Regions from separate parts of the Homo sapiens genome. Here all the other regions are linked to region 1. A link is a contact called in ENCODE Hi-C or POLR2A ChIA-PET data. All regions are on one chromosome and are shown on one strand. Each heading gives the region's core, a stretch centred on a gene start or an enhancer-like site at or near the end of the contact. The rest is flanking DNA. Distances are from core to core; before and after follow the strand shown. Region 1 holds the start of EXOSC9 (exosome component 9). Region 2 has its middle 41 kb from the start of IL21-AS1. Region 3 has its middle 18 kb from the start of TNIP3.

Region 1 (3,661 bases), core at 472-2,971:
TAGCTCACTCCAAGTTCATTTGAGCTGAACTTTATCTGAAGCCAAAGTCCATTCTCTTTCCATTACCAAGCTGCCTTGCAGTAAATAACAGGCTATTTCAACAAAGGTCTATTTCATCGCTGAAGGGAAAAATTACCAAATGGCCACTGAAAGAACTCAAGGATTTAAATGAAGAACTTATCAACCAGGAGTTCTGGTATGAAACTGTACTATAAAAATGAATTCATGTTGCTAAAGAACTTAAGTGGTTAGTACCCTGTAATCCCCTTGCCGATTTTGAAAATTAATCATTTCTGTCCACTTTCCTCCTTCTTCACAATTTCTCTCTCCAGACCATGTGGAGCTCATCTCATCTCAGTTTTTGCATATGTTACTCTTTCTGCTTGAAACACTTTTCCTCTCCAGATGGCATCAAGGGTGCTCCTGCTCAACACCAAAGATTTACTTTACTTTAATGTCACCGCTACAAAGTCACCTGTTCCTGCAACTACCCCTATTAAGATAGCATTCCTATTCTCAGAGAGCACTTAACACTGTATGAAATTGTTCTATTTGTTTAGGGTTTTTTGCCTTTTCCAAAAAGAATATAAATTCCTTGAAAGGATCTTGTCTACCCTGTTTCTCCAGCACTTAAATTATTCTTGGACAGAGTAGGCCCTCTTCAAGTATTTATTGAGTACATGGATTGCAAGTGGTACAAAGTGAGACTAAAATGTATCACTGGTAGAAAAAACTTGTGAGAAGCTACCAAAGAAGCCAGAGAAAGACTGCGTAGGAGTTACAGTGCCTACCACCTCTAAAGCAAAAGGAAACAAAATAATAATATGCAAACACTTAAATAGTGCTTATTCCATGCCAGGCACTGTTCTAAACATTTTATGTATATATTAACTCATTTTTATTCCTCAGAATAAATAGGTTTCTCACTTCCCCTGCTTTGTTTTTGTTTTTGTTTTTTTTTTGCCGGTGAGTAATGTGAAGCACACAGGTTAACTTGCCCAGGGTTATAGTAGTTAATGATAGCCTTAAAATTTGAACCCTGGCAGTGAACACTTTTTAAAACTACTATTTGATACTGCCTCTCCAAAAAAGCTGAGTGGTTGGCAGCATGGCCCCGCTAAGGCTTCTCTGTGACCGTAAAAAAAAGTCTATCGACTTAAAATAACTGGAGAGGGGATAAGAAATAAACGGTGCATTTACTTTCAGTCCACAGTAGTAGTAACATCGTTAGTTACTACGTGCGAACATTCTCCATTCTCATCAACTTCTCAGATCCCACAAGATTTCACCTTTGGCCACAAAAACATCCCATTTCACCAATTTATCTTTCTCCCCCAACCCTTATGCCGCCTCATTCCAGTGTTTGTTCATTTAATCTGCTCCAAATCCTGCATCTGCGGCTTTCCAGGGACCAATGTCAACTCATCTGTGAAATTGCAGAAGTACATGTCTAGTCTCCACCCCGTGAGAGGACTGAGCAAAGGGTGAAGTGTGCGAGCGGTCTACTGATAATAATTTCTATCACTCTCATGGTTATTTTAAGTATCCTTTTCTCCTCTGCACTTTATGAGAAAAGAAACGGAACTTCACGTTCAGAAACGGCCTCCCAAAGCCGCAATGGCTTCTCGCAGCTCGCTGGCCTTCCCCAATCACGCTTTGAGTCTGCGCAGTAGCTGCAGCCCAAGCCATTTCCCATTTTTCCGCCGCCGCGCCTTGATGACGTAATTTTCCTGCGCCTCGGGGCGAGCAGCGGCGCGCAAGGAAAGATCGGGTTCCGTTTTTCCCGCGGATTCTGGTGCCTGTGGGGCCGGTGACCCAACACCATGAAGGAAACGCCACTCTCAAACTGCGAACGCCGCTTCCTACTCCGTGCCATCGAAGAGAAGAAGGTATGGTTTGGTGCCCGCAGAATTGCGCGCTGCGTGGGCGCTCGGGTCTCAAGGTGTGGACTGATACCTGGCCCGCCTGGGCCCGGGGAGCTACTAGGGGAACGACCGGCACGTTCACCCCATCCCTCAGGCTTTATTTATTTTTTTTCGACAGGTTCTTTTCAAGGCTCCAGTCACCGCAGCAGTTGTCCATGCTGTAGTTTCCACTTTCCTGTATGGGCGGGCTGGTTAGGATTCCACTTTCCCCCAAGTGCTTAGCCCAGGGCCAGACAAAAAGTAGTTGCTTAAGAAATACTTGTTGAAGGAATAAATTAATGAATGAATTTGTGCTTACAGCGGCTGGATGGCAGACAAACCTATGATTATAGGAACATCAGGATCTCATTTGGAACAGATTACGGATGCTGCATTGTGGAACTTGGAAAAACAAGGTAACAGGATTTAAATGAGATACACATTCGGAAGGGAGAAGTTTGAAAAAAGACCTTATTGACTTGGTTGTTTATAAAGCAGCTAAGAAGTCTGGACAGTATTCTTTGTTTAGCTGACAAAAATAAGTATTTTTTTATGCGAGATTTTTTGCTTTTGTGGTCACACTTGAACTTTTTAATCATAAACGTATTTTCTGTCACGTATCACATAGTTCTTTTCTGACTTCTATAAATCGTATAGACAACTAGTAGTGATCATATGGAATTTGTTTCTCACACTAATATAGAGATCTTGAGCATCTTGTCATTAAGTGTACATCCTGCTTTCTTTTTCCTGAGTGACATGAAAATTAGGTTTTCAGATATTCATTTGAAAGTTGTGAGGCTATTTGGTCACATAATGGTGGTGAACTATGCCATGTGAAAACCTTTAAGAAATCTCAGGTTTTCATGCCATCTTGTATCAATAAATACTTGCTTTAGAGGTAAAGGTCACTGATTTTTAAAACAATCTGTGGAATAGTAAACATTGTAATAAGAAGAGAGGTGTTTTTTCTGTCGTGTTTTTAGTTGTACCAATTTATGTTTTATTTCTGTGTATATTATACTTTACATATAATTTTTATCTCCTATGATTTATTTGGCTGAGTATGATATTACTCACATTAAGATTGAAACTTGTTATCTGTTTCAGTTTTTTGTTTTGGAAGGAGAGTCTATTTGGTTAATACTTTGTAACTTTATCTTTGCAGAGTTCTTGGACAGGTTTCCTGTGAACTTGTGTCTCCAAAACTCAATCGGGCAACAGAAGGTATTCTTTTTTTTAACCTTGAACTCTCTCAGATGGCCGCTCCAGCTTTCGAACCTGGCAGGTATTTAAATCTTTTTCTTAAGTTGCTTTAGTCATAGGAGAACCTAACAGCAGTGAGCTTTTGTTTTAATACCTGGTGTTATATTTCATGACATTAGCCCATTCCTATTTTCTCCTTATAGGCAGTCAGATCTCTTGGTGAAGTTGAATCGACTCATGGAAAGATGTCTAAGAAATTCGAAGTGTATAGACACTGAGTCTCTCTGTGTTGTTGCTGGTGAAAAGGTGGGGAATATGCCCATAATTCTTAATCTTAGGATGAATACTGTTGATCATGGATCCCGGTATCTATCCTTTTATTCTCAGAACTTTAGTTAACTCAGTATTGTACTGGTTTGCTTCACTTCAGATGTTCTTGAGTGATACCCTTAGAACTTTGTGCTACCTCTCTCTCTCTGAAGGGACAAAAAGGGTGTCCCTTCAGAGGACACCCTTTTTCTTAAAGGTTTCTAAAAGGTTTTCACCCTTTA
Region 2 (3,661 bases), core at 658-3,157, 780 kb after region 1:
TATTCTGTAGTCCTCTCACAACACTGTCTGAAAGGGCTAATTCTAAAAAATATCTCATCATCCAAACTTTGTGGCTGGTACCCTAAAGAGGCCCTGGTTGAATGCAATGACGTCTGGGCTTCTATTTTGATGTACATGTCACAGCACTATGTCCTAAGAGACATGTTTTAAAGAGGCCTGAGAGAATCGAAGACAACCTATTCATAAAAACATTGATATGAATATAGATGTATAAATGTGCACATCACCATAATGTGAGTTTAAAAGTAGAGAGAAAAAACATCATGGAGAAAAACAAGTTTTTAAAGCACAATATACAGAATAATTTTACAACTAAAACTTTGTGGCCTAGAGCATCAAGCCTGTTAATTCGTCATTTCTTTATCTGCATTGCCCCCCAGTGGTAAAATGGCATTAGTCCTTTGGAGAAATTAGGTAGATTGAGAGTAAAGGAGACAGGCTGGAACAAGAAAGAGGCAACAGTTCAGATTAAAAAATAAAATAGAAAAGAAGGAAAGTTTTTGTTTCCTGGAGCAGTAATCAGGAGAGTTTGGCATGAGAATGTTGGGGAGAGCCCCTGGCACCTGCAGGAGCAGCTTTTGCTGCCCATGGACATTGGTTAGGTCTCTTACATTTCTTAGAATTGACGAGGTTTTGCTTTGCTTTGTTTTGCAGGCCTGTGTAGGGTGGGTGTTGTGATACTGAGTCACATTGCTCAGCCACCACTGTACCTACCCTGTACTCCCCATCATCTCAGAGAAATGTGGCCTAGGAAATTGGATGACATGGTCCATAGTATGCATTTAGCAGAGGAGATGTTGGCAGAATAGCTTAGTGGCCCAGAAATGCAGGGCATTCTACCCTTTTTAGCTACCCTGGGGACTCACAGACAGACGAGGGCCTTTTAAAGAGGGTGTTTGTTTATAATTTATGTCCATCTATTTTCAATGAGACAAGGAGAGCTACAATGAATATCACAGTCAAATGGACATTAGAAAAATAAAGATGGCAAACTAGAAACAATCTTGAGGAAGGAGCAGAAACAGTACAGGGACTTTGGCACAAGGTGATTACCACAACTAAGCATTGCATTTAGTTCTAAATTATGGCTAATGCAAACTGGAAATGCAGGGAATTATATAGTTTCCATTGCCTGGAGCAAGAAAACTTAACTGATCTTCAGAGATACACAGTTCTTGGCATTATATGACAAGAGGAATTCCAGAAATCCTAGATCCATAAATAAATATTGCTATTGAAAATTGAAATATTGCATTCAATTGCATTGAAACTATCCAAATGTATAGTTGATTCTCTTCCATGAGAGCTTGCAGACCTGTTACTACACCTAGTTAGTTCCCCTAACCTCTGGTGAGACCTCTAGTGGGCCATGGAGTTACTGCAAAGTGTCCGTGAATCTCGATTCTAGAGGGATCGTTTCAGTAGTGAAAAAATGTTTTGTGCAAATAAATGTACCAATATTTTTCAAAAATATTTAATATGAAGATTATTATAACTAGTAAAATATAAATTTATTTAAAAGAACTACTGAATTCACATTAGCTTCTAGTTATTACAGACTTTCTTAATTAGAGTCTACTAATAATGCCATTATTTTAAAATTGTATATTACAAGTAGGTCCTTGTGCTTGTAAAGGTTGTAAACCATCACTGGTGCAGACTATCTAGATGGTGTTATTAATCTAAGCGGAGAGGGCAGACACTGCCCACCCCTCCTTAATCATACTCTCAATAACTTTTTCATGTTCTATGATGAGCTCCAAGGAAGGCACTTTGTGCTCGGATGCTCTGGGGCTTTGCTCAGTAGTTAGCTTTGTGGTTTTAGGAGGCCCAAGAGAACTTCAGGGCTTTCCACTCTGAGCACTTTGTTCAGGAAGCTTAAGAGACTTGTTGTGGTTTCGGAAATGACATGCTTGAAGTTGGAGTTCGCACAAACTACTGCTCCTGCTTAAACAGATGGTAGGAAGAAAGACAGCCATAGGGGCTGGTGGCCTGAAAACCGAAGCTGTGGTTGTCTCCACAGACAACTGTTCTTCAACAAGCTTGCAATTAATTGCTCCACAGAGACATACGCACTTCTTTCATGTGGGCAAAGAAAGAACTTTATCAGACAAAAAGCCTCATTTCTCTTAAAACGGGATGAAGGGGAGGAAGTTAGGCAGTCAATCGGGGCAGATTTTACAACACTGAAAATCACGTTTTTGTTGAGTTCTCCCTTAACATATGGGTGACTCCATGCTGCTATAGATGCTTCGTAGATATTTGTGTTACTGTCAACTGCTGGCTGATAACTGCCATAAAGCCCCTAGAGAGGGGGAGGCAGAGCTCCCTCAAGCAAGCCTAAAATCTTAACCTACTGTGGTCTAACTCAACCAGCTTAACTTGGCTGTCTGGGGACAGAAGCTGATGGCAACAAGATTTCAAAAGTAAAATGGGCATGTGCAAAGCCTTGTAAGAAACAAAGTATTTCAGCCTCACCTGATGCAGTGGTGCCATTAAACAAGCTACCAAATCAGCATCGCAAAAACAGACTGGCATATTTGTTAAATATAGTACCAAGGTCACAAATAGTTTTTAGTTATAACTTTAAATTTATATATAGACACATATAAATTTGAATGTCTAGACAAAAATGCCTCTCCCACAGTCTATCATGGCTCCTAAGTTATACCATTGGAAATTCATTGATTTGAGCCAAGAGTCTTTTCTATCTCAGAATGTGAACATTCTGGTGGATGTGTCTGGTAGAAATGGGGAAAATGACACACATCTGAAGATGGGACAAGGTGCCAGTAAGGAAAATAGAATGATAAAGGAAAATAAAAGGTAAGACAGATAGTTCTCACAGCTTGGAATGTTTGGAATCTATGGTCAGAAACAAGGTGGCCAAAGGCAAAAATCACAAACTGGGCAAGGTTCTGCCGGCTTGTGGCCCAACCTCTCAGCTCCCCTCCTCTTCCCTGCCAGGCCCTCCTCCCCTTTGGCAGACTTGATCTCAAGCTTTAAGCTCTTTTTTACCCTCTTTGCTTTAGCAAACCTATCATATAAAGCGCACTGAACCAAGGAAACACACATTCACATCTTGATTCTTTGGCTAAGACATTCCATCTCTTTCCATCTTTCTTGTAAAATATGGTTATTACTATATATTTATATAGTATATATATATATGCTAAATATATATTATATATTTATATAGTGTATATATATGCTAAATATATATTATATATTTATATATAAAAATATATTTTTTCTTGCATCTTAACATTACTGAAGTCTGGAAACATTTTTAAATGAGTACCTTTTTTTTTGCACTTTCTCACAGGTTACTGTGAGGGCTGAATGTGCAAAACTTTTTCTAAAGTGTTGCCAATGTATAACCGTAGACAAATAAAATGCCCTGAGATCATTCCCTACAGCATCTGCTGTCTATGGAATGATGGTCCAAATGATTGCCAGTGACATCTCACAGGTTCCTACACAGCATGCACATGAGGACTTATAAAGTATAAAGGCTGCTGGAAGATGAATGTTGGTCTTCTGGCAGATGAAGAAAGAGGAAGGTTTGAGGACAGGCCAGCCATGTGGTGCTTCTCAGTATACCAGGTGGATAATCCTCACTCTTATTCCTGGGCTATTC
Region 3 (3,661 bases), core at 836-3,335, 620 kb before region 1:
ATTATAGATGTCAGAGGAGTAAGATATTTTAAGAAAATTGAATGACTAAATAGTGTCAAATGCAAATAAAAAGACAAGTGAAAAGTAAAATGCAAAATGACCATTGGATTTATCCAGATAGAGGTTATTAATGGTGTGATAGCAGAGGGAAAGTTTTGGATGCTGTGATCAATGAGCTTGGCTATGTTGTGTAAGAGTGAGTTCAAACATTACCCATAAAAGAAGATGGGGTCTCGTATATGTTTGAAGTGGAGGAGAATGGTACATATTTTGAGCTGGTGAGAGGTGATGGAGAGATTAGAGATACAGGAACCCCCACACTGTTAAGTGATTGGTCTTATCATACAGTGGTGGTTTTCAAACTCAACTCGGTCCTCACTACTACTCTGCAACTCATTTTCGTTTTACTTATCTATTCTGTCTCCCTACCTTCCAATAGTCATTTCATATCTTCCCCAATTCCCTTAAGCCTTGGGTCTCACCTCTTACCCTCTCAGTCTCTGTAGATGTCTTTACCTCATACTTCACAAAGAAAATAGAAAACATCAGCTAAGAATCTGCTGCCCTTTGCCTGGAAGTGTGAAGTGCAGGAGAATGAGCAAATTTCCTCAATGAGGTCGTAGGAAAATCAGTATCTTAGAGAGAGAGACATAAATTTCAGTGAAGTCCCAAAAGGAGACATAACCTGTAGCTAAGAGGAAGGTAATAAGGATGTAGAAGAGGTTTTTACCATGTAAAGGAGGACCAAGAAGTCGAATGAACAGAATTGCAAAGAAGGTCAGTCATGAGCAAATAGGTCTTAGAAGATGATAATGGGAGGATATGAGGATGAGGGTACCAGAGGGAATTGATATTGTCACCATGAAATTTCTTTCTGAGGTTAGACAAGAAGGTGGCTGGAAAAAGCACATATTTCCATGAAGGAATAAATTTCTAGTTGGGAGTTGGAGGTGTATATGTGAGGGCTTCGAGTTGGGATGAGAAGAGCAGAAGAAAACAGAAGAAAGAGGCCTTATTTGACCTCATAACCATTAGTACACATTCATCTGTAACTCCAAAAATAAAGACAACCTGTTCAGGAAGAAGTGAGTTTTTAGACACGAAAAAGTGACTAAATGCAGAAAGCACACAACACTGTTCATGACATGAATGAAAGAAAGAGGTACAGGAGTATCCACAGCATATTAAGTGAAGAGGGTAAGTTAATAAGACAGGTGTGTGTGTGTGTGTGTGTGTGTGTGTGTGTAAAACACAGAGGTATCCCAAATGCTAAGAGATGGTCTCTATAGGTGGTGAGCCTACTGGTGGTTTCAGAGGCAGTTCTGTGTTTAGTGAAGTCTGAGGCCTATACAATTCTGGGATTTCCTTTAAAAGAAAAAAGAAACAAATTTATGGATGCAAATTAGTTATAAAAGTAAATATTTGTTTAAGGGAGGCCACACTCCATTATCTCCACAATGAATCTGTCTCTACATGATTTTTATAGTTTTCTGTGTTTATCCATATACATTTTCAACACTGAGTAAGAACTTCTTTAGAAAGAAGAACTAATGTTATTTTTATAAAGAAGTATAAATTACTTTTTAAAATGCCAGCCATGCTCTCAAACTACTCACATTCTCACATTAGATTTTTTTTTTTAGTAAGAATCATGAAAGATAGTTTTTAATTGGGAGGATTACAGAGTTTAAGAGTTCATGTTGTCATAGGATGCATGTCAAGAAAGTCATCTGTAAAATTCCTAGCTTGAGCCTACCCTTGAATTTTATTTGCTTATATAAAGCACCATAGACAAATACCCTGAAACGAGTGGAAGTTCAAAGTCAAACAACTCCTTTAATCAATGAAACCTTGCTTTTTCTTACAAAAATACAAAACGAAACAAAAACAACTACAAAAAATCATCGACATGAGTTGTGCTGATCTTGGTAACCCAATTTAAATGGGTTACTTCTTCCCAGGAAAGAGTTGTCCCTGCATTAAACATTCTTTCTAGTAGCATGATCTCCTCACCTTCTTGTAGTCACAGCTGCCTGGACACTTTAAAGTGGAAAGTGCCAGCAAATTCTTCTGCTGAAGAATTTCTTTAGTAACAGGAAGTGGCTGTGTGAGAGAAGTTTTATACTGCTTCAGTTTATCCTCTCAGCTGACAAGGAAGTACATGACTGACGGTAAATGACTTGGGGACTGTCTCCACAAATTCTTCTTGATGAATAAACTGCTGAAGGGTACATCGAGATAAGGAGAAAAAAGGTGTTTTCTTACCTTCAGAGAACATAGATTTCTGTGAGTTGGCATGGCCTCTGGGGTGAACCGTTTTGGATGAGGAGACGCATTTCTCTCAATCAGATCCTGGATTTTTTTGTCCAGCTCCATGCTTTCACATCTGCCCAGAAAGACATGGGAAAGTTACATTATACAAAGGTAATTAAAAATTATTCAGGCGTAGAGTGAGTTTATGGATGACATGGAGGTGTTATTTATGTATGATACTTCTCTACGATCTCCCAAACTCTAATCTCATTATGTTTTCATTAGTCCATGCCATGAGAGCACTTTGAAAGAGCATTAGAGTTTAATTTTCACTTACAAAGGAAGATACGGACAAGTTTAGGAATTTTCAGTCTGAGAACAATGGCAAGAATTGAATCGAACACTCACGGTGAGCCAGGTTCTTTCACGCATTTTCTTATTCAATGTGCACAGCAACCTATTAAAGTAGTCACTGTCCCAGGCATTAGACAGGTAAGTAAACTTGAGTTTAGGAAGTTAACTAATTTACTAACTTAAGTGAAGTCAAACTGAAACATCGGCAGGGCCAAGATCAAACTCAGACCTGTAGAATTCTACAGTCTGCCTCAACCATTTTTGCTGTATGTCTTCAATTAACCTGAAAACAAATCCCTAAGCAGCTACTTGCCACCACATGGAAATAATATATTACAGCTGAAGAGTATCTGGAAGCCCCCTTAGGAGAATCTAGTCCAGCTGCTTCCCAGAGGGAGTTGCTCATAGTCACATGGCCATTAGCTGATAATGCCAAAATTAAACCAGAGCTTCCTACTCAAATCAAATTTTTATTTTTCCTTTATACCAGGGGTCCCCAACCCCCACTGCCAGTCTGGCCTGTTAGGGCCACACAGCAGGAAGCGAGAGGCAGGCAAGTGAGCAAAGCTTTATCTGTATTTACAGCCCCTCCCCATGGCTCACATTACTCCCTGAGCTCCACCTCCTGTCAAACCAGCAGTGGCATTAGATTCTCATAGGAGCGCAAATCCTATTGCGAACTGCACATGTGAGGGGTCTAGGTTGTGAGAACATTATTGTGAACTGCACATGTGAGGGATCTAGGCTGCCTGCTCCTTATGAGAATCTAATGCCTGATGATCTGTCACTGTTTCCCATCACCCCCAGATGGGACCATCTAGTTGCAGAAAAACAAGCTCAGGGCTCCCATTGATTCTACATTATGGTGAGTTATGTAATTATTTCATTATATATTACAATATAATAATAATACCAATACAGTGCACAATCAATGTAATGTGCTTGAAACCATCCTACCCCCTGCCCCAGTCCATCGAAAAACTGTCTTCCATGAAACCAGTGCCTGGTGCCAAAAATGTTGGGGACTACTGCTTTATATGATGTTGGCATAATG

The links. A loop is a pair of places that touch in the nucleus more often than their neighbours do. ChIA-PET counts read pairs that join two places held with the same protein, here RNA polymerase II (POLR2A). Pooled maps may share reads with other maps.
Region 2: a loop to region 1 is called in a pooled map, with 7 times the contacts of the local background. The contact joins the enhancer-like site here to the promoter of EXOSC9 in region 1. A Hi-C loop is called at or near these places in 8 of 50 pooled maps. POLR2A ChIA-PET finds 5 or more read pairs at or near these places in 3 of 52 experiments (CD4-positive, alpha-beta T cell, activated CD4-positive, alpha-beta T cell and activated naive CD4-positive, alpha-beta T cell).
Region 3: a map of CD4-positive, alpha-beta T cell shows a loop between it and region 1 (2.8-fold over the local background). The contact joins the enhancer-like site here to the promoter of EXOSC9 in region 1. A Hi-C loop is called at or near these places in 5 of 168 maps with a recorded cell type or tissue (CD4-positive, alpha-beta T cell, CD4-positive, alpha-beta memory T cell, CD8-positive, alpha-beta T cell and 1 more), 1 of 37 single-sample maps with no recorded cell type and 9 of 50 pooled maps. POLR2A ChIA-PET finds 5 or more read pairs at or near these places in 2 of 52 experiments (activated CD4-positive, alpha-beta T cell and activated T-cell).

Annotation. Positions count from the first base shown.
Region 1 is chr4:121,799,602-121,803,262 of GRCh38, forward strand. EXOSC9 (exosome component 9) reads left to right here and starts at 1,722. Exons shown (of 12, transcript NM_005033.3): 1 at 1,722-1,889; 2 at 2,226-2,320; 3 at 3,073-3,192; 4 at 3,314-3,416. The coding sequence starts at 1,824. RefSeq lists enhancers at 911-1,714, 1,523-1,792.
Region 2 is chr4:122,576,629-122,580,289 of GRCh38, forward strand. No RefSeq gene overlaps it. Among named protein-coding and RNA genes, the nearest start is that of IL21-AS1, 41 kb to the right of the region's middle. Within about 2 kb of position 1,908, at least 3 of the 41 ENCODE cell types and tissues checked have a DNase peak (open chromatin) inside an H3K27ac peak, as active enhancers do; they include CD4-positive, alpha-beta T cell, where a contact is called at or near this core.
Region 3 is chr4:121,180,411-121,184,071 of GRCh38, forward strand. It overlaps a transcript of TNIP3 not described here. Among named protein-coding and RNA genes, the nearest start is that of TNIP3, 18 kb to the left of the region's middle. Within about 2 kb of position 2,086, at least 6 of the 41 ENCODE cell types and tissues checked have a DNase peak (open chromatin) inside an H3K27ac peak, as active enhancers do; they include CD4-positive, alpha-beta T cell and CD8-positive, alpha-beta T cell, where a contact is called at or near this core.